Linked DNA regions of Homo sapiens: region 1 is linked to region 2. Evidence: chromatin contacts called from ENCODE Hi-C or POLR2A ChIA-PET data. All regions are on one chromosome and are shown on one strand. Each heading gives the region's core, a stretch centred on a gene start or an enhancer-like site at or near the end of the contact. The rest is flanking DNA. Distances are from core to core; before and after follow the strand shown. Region 1 overlaps EXOC1 (exocyst complex component 1). Region 2 holds the start of CRACD (capping protein inhibiting regulator of actin dynamics).

Region 1 (4,178 bases), core at 707-3,206, 160 kb before region 2:
CTTAAAAACAGTGCAAATAAAGTGTTTTTTAAATTATCATCTCAAAATTGTATGCCACAGACAACCAACTTATAAAAGCAGTCATAAAATAAATGAGAAATGGATTATGATAAATGGTTTAGAGTGTTCATTGTTATGGTAGTAATGGTGGCAAATTTGTTTATTTGTTGGCCTCTGTAAGAATTTTTTATAGCATTTTTTTAATGCTGAAGTTCTATTAGAATAATTGATGAGATTTCCTTAATTTTTTAAATTCTCTTTTGAAAGTTGTGTTTGGACGTTTTCTATTTTTGTGGTGGTTGTTGTCAAGCTGCCCCCACTCCCACACCTTGCGTTCAGCTTCCTGTACCTCCCTACTTCCCCTCAGGTGCACACACAAATACAACTTCTCACCCCACAAAAGTTCTTGGATAAAACCTAAGAAGAGTATCTCATGAACATTCTTAAATAGCATACTAAATTATATAGCTAGCTTTATCATAATGCTACCTTTAAAAATATTTTTCATAATGTATTCTTTCCTAGGAATTTTAAGACTGAGCAGGCTTTTGCTATATCAATACTAGTCAAATTGTTGGTCTTTTATTATGTAAAGTGCCTGAATAATTTTTGCAGGCTGAAGCAGAGGACCTGGATGGAGGAACATTATCACGGCAACATAATTGTGGCACACCACTGCCTGTTTCATCTGAGTATGTCTTTGTTACTATCATTGTTTATTTTGGAAAAAATAAACTTTAAAATGTGGAGTGCTGCTCATTGAGGGGTCTAGATGTTTCTCAGTAGCCTGACAGCACTCACAGTACCAGCATGTGTGTCCATTGTCTTATCAAACGTTTTACTGATTTAAAATAGGGCCTATTTTATGGCTCTTCAACTCTTCCTTGCTCCAGGACTTACAGAAGATGAAGTCAGTCTGTTGTTTGCTGGTAGGGGGAAGCCTTTGAATTGTAGTGTATTTCTTAGAAATCACAAAGCACATTTCATGACCCAGCTTTACAAATTAAAACTAATTCAAATGATAAAACCCAACATCAGTAAAATATTTTTATATCAAAAACTACTATAATCATATTTAGACATTTTTATTTGTTTTTTGTTGTTGTTGTTTTCTGAGATGGAGTCTCCCTCTGCTGCCCAGGCTGGAATGCAATGGCGCCATCTCAGCTCACTGCAACTGCACTTCACCTCCCGGGTTCAAGCGATTCTCCTGACTCAGCCTCCCAAGTAGCTGGGATTACAGACATGCACCACCACGTCTGGCTAATTTTTGTACTTTTGGTAGAGACAGGGTTTTACCATGTTGGCCAAGCTGGTCTTGAACTCCTGACCTCAGGTGACCTGCACACCTTGGCCTCTCAAAGTGCTGGGATTACAGGCGTGAGCCACCACGCCTGGCTATTTAGACATTTTTAATTGAAATTTAATTATGGTATTTTTGTCCTTTTGTATATACCCAGTGGATTAAAGTTAACGGTGAATTCACCTGAAGCTTGTTATAACTTTATACTTCTTGTCTGTTTTCTGAACAGGAAAGATATGATCCGCCAAATGATGATTAAAATATTTCGCTGCATTGAGCCAGAGCTGAACAACCTAATTGCATTAGGAGACAAAATTGATAGCTTTAACTCTCTTTATATGTTAGTCAAAATGAGTCATCATGTGTGGACTGCACAAAATGTGGACCCTGCTTCTTTCCTAAGTACTACATTGGGAAATGTTTTGGTGACTGTCAAAAGGAACTTTGACAAATGCATTGTAAGTTTTCTTTTTTAAAAAAATACCTTAGCATCCTAGTCATTGCAAAATATAGGTAAATGTATTTAAAATCGAGGGATTTCCAGCTTTCTGTTGGGGAATCTGTTGTTTATGTCCCTCGAAGCAGGGCATGGCAACAATCTACATGAACAGAGTTAGTTGGGTGGCACTATGCCAGCTAGTTTCCATTCCACACTGTGAATCTTGGCAAGTTCTGGAGGAAGTGGCACAGTGGCACCAGTTGCTTAAGAGATCCACTGGAGGCCAGACGCAGTGACTCACACCTGTAATGCCAGCACTTTTTAAGGCCGAGGTGGGCAGATCACCTGAGGTCAGGAGTTCGAGACCAGCCTGGAGAACATGGCGAAACCCCATCTCTACCAAAAATACAAAAATTAGCCGGGCGTGGTAGCACATGCCTATAATTCCAACTACTCGGGAGGCTGAGGCAGGAGAATTGCTTGAACCTGTGAAGTGGAGGTTGCAGTGAGCCAAGATTGCACCAGTGCTCTCCAGCCTGGGTGACAAGAGTGAAGACTGTGTCAAAAAAAAAAAAAAAAAAATCTACCGAATCACTGACATCTCAGTTTATTAGTCAATGACCATTGATTTAATGAAACAATTGAAACAATCATTTGGGTTTATTGTTATTGTTCTTCTTTTAATACATTCTAGTAAGAAAACTAATTTGATTATTTTAATTATTTAATTTATTTTAATAGTTTAGTAGCTTTAATAATTGTATTTTATTTTAGGAATAAATTGTTATAACTGAGCAATTATCATTTTCCTCCTAATAGAAAAAAATTTGACAACTTTCTTACTATCTGTTACTTTTTTTTTTTTTTTTTTTTTTTTTGAGATGGAGTCTCGTTCTTGTTGCCCAGGCTGGAGTGCAACAGTGCAATCTCGGCTCACCGCAACCTCCGCCTCCTGGGTTCAAGTGATTCTCCTGCCTCAGCCTCCCGAGTAGCTGGGATTGCAGGCATGCGCCACCACGCCCTGCTAGTTTTGTATTTTTAGTAGAGATGGGGTTTCTCCATGTTGGTCATGCTGGTCTCAAACTCCCAACCTCAGGTGATCTGCCCACCTCAGCCTCCCAAAGTGCTGAGATTACAAGCAAGAGACACCGGCCATCTATCCATTACATTTTTTATACTTGTATGTATGAATTGGGCTAGGCCAGGTTAAAAAATGCTTCATGAACACTTCTCAAGGCATGGCACTAGAGAAGGTAATCTAGACAAAGATATAAATTCATATTTTCTCATAAGTTGCATATATATATATAAAGGACATAGGTTTGCCACTGAAGAGGAGGGTGGTTTCTTCTGCCTGTCATACTTCTGTATATCTTATTTCAATAATGTCTTATTTTTGATAAGATCTTATCTCTCATTTATGAACACTGGTCAATAAGATCAATAGACAGCATTTATAAATGAGTGCTTACTGTGTACCAGGCACAAGTCTGGGCACTTTGCACACATTATGTCATCTAATCTTAAACCCAGCCCCTCAATAAGGTAGATTGTTTGAGAGGTGAAGTTACTTTCCCCAGGTCCACAGTTAAAAAATATGGATCTTGTATTCAAACCCAGAAAGTCTGGTTCTAGTACCTGCAATCTTACCACTACCTTTTCTACTGCATCTGTTTTTCACCTCACAGTTACCAATACTGATGAAGTAGAACATTAGTACAGATAATATGAAATAACTGACTATACTCTTAGGGTTTTCTTATACTAATGTCAGAAGCCTAGAGATAATTATTTTTCTAATCCATGTGTCATATGGTTTTTGAGTTATACTCCCCAAATCTCAACACAATGAAATGTTAGGTAGAAGCTGAAATAATACAAAAGTATTTGGCAGTGTAATCATTCCTACTGAGTAGATTTAGATCCCTTCAGAATCATAGAACCATAATTGAATCCGTGGATCGTTTTGAACCTAAGATTCTGTCTGCATGAAACATTTCTTTCGCATTTTGTCATATAATGCACAAGCAGTTTGTGGAACTAAGGCTAAGTGACTAATAAATATATGGAAAATTAAATAATGCAAATCCATATGGAAATGCCTATCCTCCCTCTTTGTTTCTGTACTCTGAAAATAGAGAGTTTGTCTATCCAGACAGAAATTTTAGACTGACGAAAATTGGAAATGACTGTGGTTCTCAAACTTGACCACGTGGCCACCAACCAGAAGTTACCCGGAGGGATCCTATAGGTGCTCTGGAATCTTCTCTCCTGTAACCTAAAATCAGTAATTGCCTTGTACTCATCTTTCATAAATGGTAGAAATGTGTGTTGACTGTTTTTACTTTGTACAGAGACTTGAAGTTCACGGCCTTGATTGTATTTTGTTTTGTTTCATTTTATTTTTTGAGACAGTCTTGCTCTGTCACCCAGGCT
Region 2 (4,406 bases), core at 1,704-4,203:
ATATCTTAGAAATCATTGTCTAACCTAAGGACATGATTTATGCCTTTGTTTTCTTCTAAGAGTTTTATAGTTTTAGCTCTTACCTTTAGATCTATGATCCATTTGAGTTAACTATATAGAGAGATAGGGGTCCAAATTGATTATTTTGCATGTAGATTTGCAGTTGTCTCCATGTTTTCTTCTGTTAGTATTTGCCGATTATATTTTTCCATTACTTAATTTTCAGACACAATAATAATGGTAATTTAAAAGATATGGGAACTAGAACAGTTATTCCCATTTTACAAATTTAAGGAAATATCTGAAGTTAATTGAATTATCCAGTGGACTCATGCTGAGGGACAGAAAGTCATGGAAAGGGATGATACACAGACATGGTGGATTATAGAATGGAGAGGCTTTGGAAATCCTTGGTCTAACTCAGCGTTTCTTAACCTTAGCACTATTGTCATTTGGGGCTGGATAATTCTTGGTTGTGGGGGCTGTTCTGAGCATTGTAAGATTCTTAGCAGCATCTCTGGCTTCTACCCAGTAGATGCCCAGTAGCAGCACCTGCCATCCCCAGTGTAGACCACCAAAAATGTGCCCAAGACACTGCCAAATGTCTCCTACAGTGCAAGTATCCCTACAGCTGAAACTACTGGTCTAACTACGAAATTTATTTCCCACATATTTTCTATAACCTCTCACACAGCAGTTAAATGGTTAAGTGTTAAAAAAAATTCTAGATGTTCTGCATCTTTTTTTTTTTTTTTTTTTTTTTTTTTTTGTATTATGGCCTCTGAAAAATGTTTCCACTGGTAGGCAGTTAGCTATCGAAAACGTGGAATAGTAGACTGATACTTGGGGTTAGGGTGCCATGCAATCTTGTTATAGCCCTGGATATAGTTGCTATGAACCAATGTATTTGAAAAGTGAGGGAAAAAAACAGCACCTGTCAAAAGTGGTGCCTGATGGATTCCGATTTCTGAGGCCCATGAGACACTAAGTCTAGTTGTTAGAATGGTCCAATATGAGCATCATTTCTCCAGAACTCCGGCGATATTTTTTGGGTGTATATGAATTGGGGTGCCTTGTCCTACAAAGTGAAAAGATAGTAGACCTACGTTTGACTTATGAACATTTGAATTTTTATATGGACATTTGTTTGTGTTTTCATGTAGTTGGCAAGACTATAATATATATCAAGAACAAGATCTCAGCTATATGTTCTGCATAGATTTGATTTTTGGCTTCTGGGAACTTCTTTTTTTTTTTTTTTTTGAGATGGAGTTTCTCTCTTGTTGTCCAGGCTGGAGTGCAATGGCGCAATCTCAGCTCACTGCAACCTCCGCGTCCCGGGTTCAAGCGATTCTCCTGCCTCAGCTTCCCGAGTAGCTGGGATTACAGGGATGCGCCACTACGCCTGGCTAATTTTTGTATTTTTAGTAGAGACGGGGTTTCGCCAAGTTGGCCAGGCTGTTCTTGAACTCCCGATCTCAGGTGATCCGCCTGCCTCGGCCTCCCAAAGTGCTGGGATTACAGGCATGAGCCACCGCGCCCGGCCGGCTTCTGGGAACTTCTAACGCTACTAAACTCAAATCAAAAGAAATTTGCTCAACCCTTTCTAAAACTCTGCATTATTCTAATTTGGAATAAAGCAGACATAGTTTAGGATATGTGCACACTGAACTAAGTATCTATATTCACGAAAATACAAAGCCATATATTATACTGATATTTAACTTAAATGTTTATCTAGAATAAACCAGTTGGATAAGGTAACATGCACTAGATTCTCCCAGTCTCAAGGTTGCTCCTTTAAGTCATGCAGTGAAATTACTAGTCCTTGGCCAATAAGGTGAAACCTCGTCTCTACTAAAAATAAAAACAAAAATTAGCTGGGTGTGGTGGCGGGCGCCTGTAATCCCAGCTACTCAGAGGGAGACTGTGGCAAGAAAATCGCCTGAACCCGGGAGTTGGAGGTTGCAGTGAGCTGAGATCGCGCCACTGCACTCCAGCCTGGGCAACAAGAAACTCCGTCTCAAAAAAAAAAAAAAAAAAAAAAGAAAAGAAATTACTAGTCCTATTTTTGGCATTTGGGACATCTGGCTCAATACTGGGTATAATTTAGGGCTATCTTTCGTATTTTGCATCTTTTGTCTAGTCATTTTGCTTTAAAATTTCCTGTTTAATAATGATATTCAATTATTTTTAGCATCCTTGCATACATAGTAAACTAAAAAGATCACCAGAAACTGATTTCCAGTAGTTGCACTGGCATAGTCACAACAAAAAGTATGAAGGAAAAGTCTTGTTTTCTTCGTTAGCCCACAAAAGGAGAAGTCATTTTCCTTAAAGCATCAAAATCAATATTTAATTTCATTATGGCTGGGGACAATAATGCACATTGTCAATGTCACTCCGTTCGGATGTACAGGGACTCAGCAATGCAATTTCTAGCCTTTCTATTTCTAGGTGGCATTTTCCAACTTACTCAACTCTCAGGAGTCCCAGTGCCATTTATTGTGGTTGGGACTCTGCAGGGCGAAACTTCTCCTGGGCTCCCGGTATCTCCTATTAGAGAGACTGCTGCGGGTAACAGGGACCGAATTTGCAACCTGTGGGGTGGTGACTGATGGTCCAATGTTCTCGCCACACGCAGGATGAGCCTCGCTGTGAGCCCACCACTGTAACCTCAGACCCCACGAGTTCAGCACTCCCTCGAGTCAGGCTTTGCAGAAGCCGGGAGGGCACTGGTCAACCCCACGCCCCTCCTTGGGGCCCGCTCCTGGTTTCTGGGCACCCCTGGGGAGGGGAGCCATCTGGTGTGCGCCACTCCCGGAGGGCGCGAGAAGGAAGCCGGCGCCTCACGCTCAGCTGTCCCTGGGCGAAGCCGGGCGGGGCGGCGGCGCGGGTCCGAGCGCCCGAGGCGCCGGCGGAGCATGTGACCACGCCGCGCGGGGCCGGGCGCGCAGTGCCGCGCGGTGGCGGCAGTGGGGAGAGCAATGGAGGCCACGGCCGACTGAGAGGCGGGTGCGCTGCTGGTGCTGCTGCCGCGGCGGCTGCTGATGCGGAGGCTGCCGCGCGCAGTGCCGCCGAGTCCGCCGCCCGCCCGGGACCGCCGGTCGCCGGCCAGCCGCTCTGCCAGCCGGAGCGCCAGGCGGGGACCTCAGGTGAGCGCCTGCTCGGCCCGCGGCCGGAGCCAGACAATGGGGACAGGGGCGGGCTTCTCTCCTCCACTCGCGCCCCTCCGGGCCGGGCCCCCGCAGCGCCCCGGGACTCCAGGGGACCTGGCCCCGGGGGCGTGGGCTCGGCGCGGCGGGCGGTGGGCTTCGGGGCGGTGTCCCCATGTGGGAGGCGCGGACCCTCCCGGAGGAACCTGCGCGCGGCTTGCGCGCTTTGGATCCCCGCAGGGGAACCTGCCGCCGGGCTGCACCCCGGGAACTTGCGGAGAATATGGGACCTCGCCTGCCTTCTCCTCTTCCCGCGCCTCGCCATCCTGTCCCCAGGTCCCTGGCTCGGTCCCGACCGCGGCAAGGGCCAGAACCAGACCTCACCGTCCGGGATCGCGGACGCCGTCCGGGCTCAGCCCTCTCCCCACCGCCCCCGGAGCTGCATTGCTTTGTTTAACCTCTGCCAGACCGTTTCGCACAAACTCTTGTTGCCCCAATTCTGATGAGCCACCAGTTTGATAGCTGAGGCAAGACAAAGGTTTCCCCTGTTTACCAAGGGCCGGGGCCAGGAGACTGCGCGCTGCCCGTGGTGTAAAATCTGTTTTCTTTATCTTCGCCCGGGGCTTGTTGCGATGGTTTTCCTGGCACTATAACCGTCCTTTCTTGCAGAGCTCTGTAGTGGCGAGATTGGACCTCCTAACCCTACGGATACGGTGGGTGGGGTATGGCTTTTTTTTTTTCATGATTATCAGTAAACAGAAGCCGACTTTGAATTTTATAATATGTGTTCTTGAGTTAGAGACATCGTAATCATTTTCTGAATTCTGAATTTTAAGAGAATATATATTTCAAGACACATTGATTCAGTGGAGGGGGAGGGGGAAGAAAACCTAGTAAGTACGACCATGTGTTGTGAAATTTTAATATGGTTTTAGGAATAATGGCTGGGAAACTGATCTGGTGTAGGTGAGGGAGTGTGTGTGTGTGTGTGTGTGTGTGTGTGTGTGTGTGTGTGTATTGGGGGTGGTAAGTGGTGGTGGTGGAGAGGGAGTGGTTAGAATACAAAGGATAAGGCAGTTTTAGAAAAAGATTCTTAGTAAATATCCTGTGGCAAATTTTTGATTCATTAAGTTGTGAGTTAAATCAATGTTTCCTTTAAAAATCACCTATAGTAATTGTGGAATTATATAAAAAATGGCTCACAGTTCTTTGGCATTGTTTGTGACTCAGGAATCTGAATAAAACAGTCAG

What was found. Hi-C counts contacts between places; a loop is a spot of excess contacts on that map. ChIA-PET counts read pairs that join two places held with the same protein, here RNA polymerase II (POLR2A). Pooled maps may share reads with other maps.
Region 1: a loop to region 2 is called in a pooled map, with 5 times the contacts of the local background. The contact joins the enhancer-like site here to the promoter of CRACD in region 2. A Hi-C loop is called at or near these places in 1 of 37 single-sample maps with no recorded cell type and 9 of 50 pooled maps. POLR2A ChIA-PET finds 5 or more read pairs at or near these places in 2 of 52 experiments (GM10248 and HEK293T).

The regions. Positions count from the first base shown.
Region 1 is chr4:55,892,020-55,896,197 of GRCh38, forward strand. EXOC1 (exocyst complex component 1) reads left to right here. Exons shown (of 19, transcript NM_001024924.2): 14 at 616-692; 15 at 1,533-1,761. All of the region lies in intron 4 of EXOC1-AS1 (EXOC1 antisense RNA 1), which reads right to left. Among named protein-coding and RNA genes, the nearest start is that of EXOC1, 40 kb to the left of the region's middle. Within about 2 kb of position 1,957, at least 5 of the 41 ENCODE cell types and tissues checked have a DNase peak (open chromatin) inside an H3K27ac peak, as active enhancers do.
Region 2 is chr4:56,046,145-56,050,550 of GRCh38, forward strand. CRACD (capping protein inhibiting regulator of actin dynamics) reads left to right here and starts at 2,954. Exons shown (of 11, transcript NM_001393381.1): 1 at 2,954-3,155. RefSeq lists a silencer at 2,680-3,319 and an enhancer at 2,850-3,525.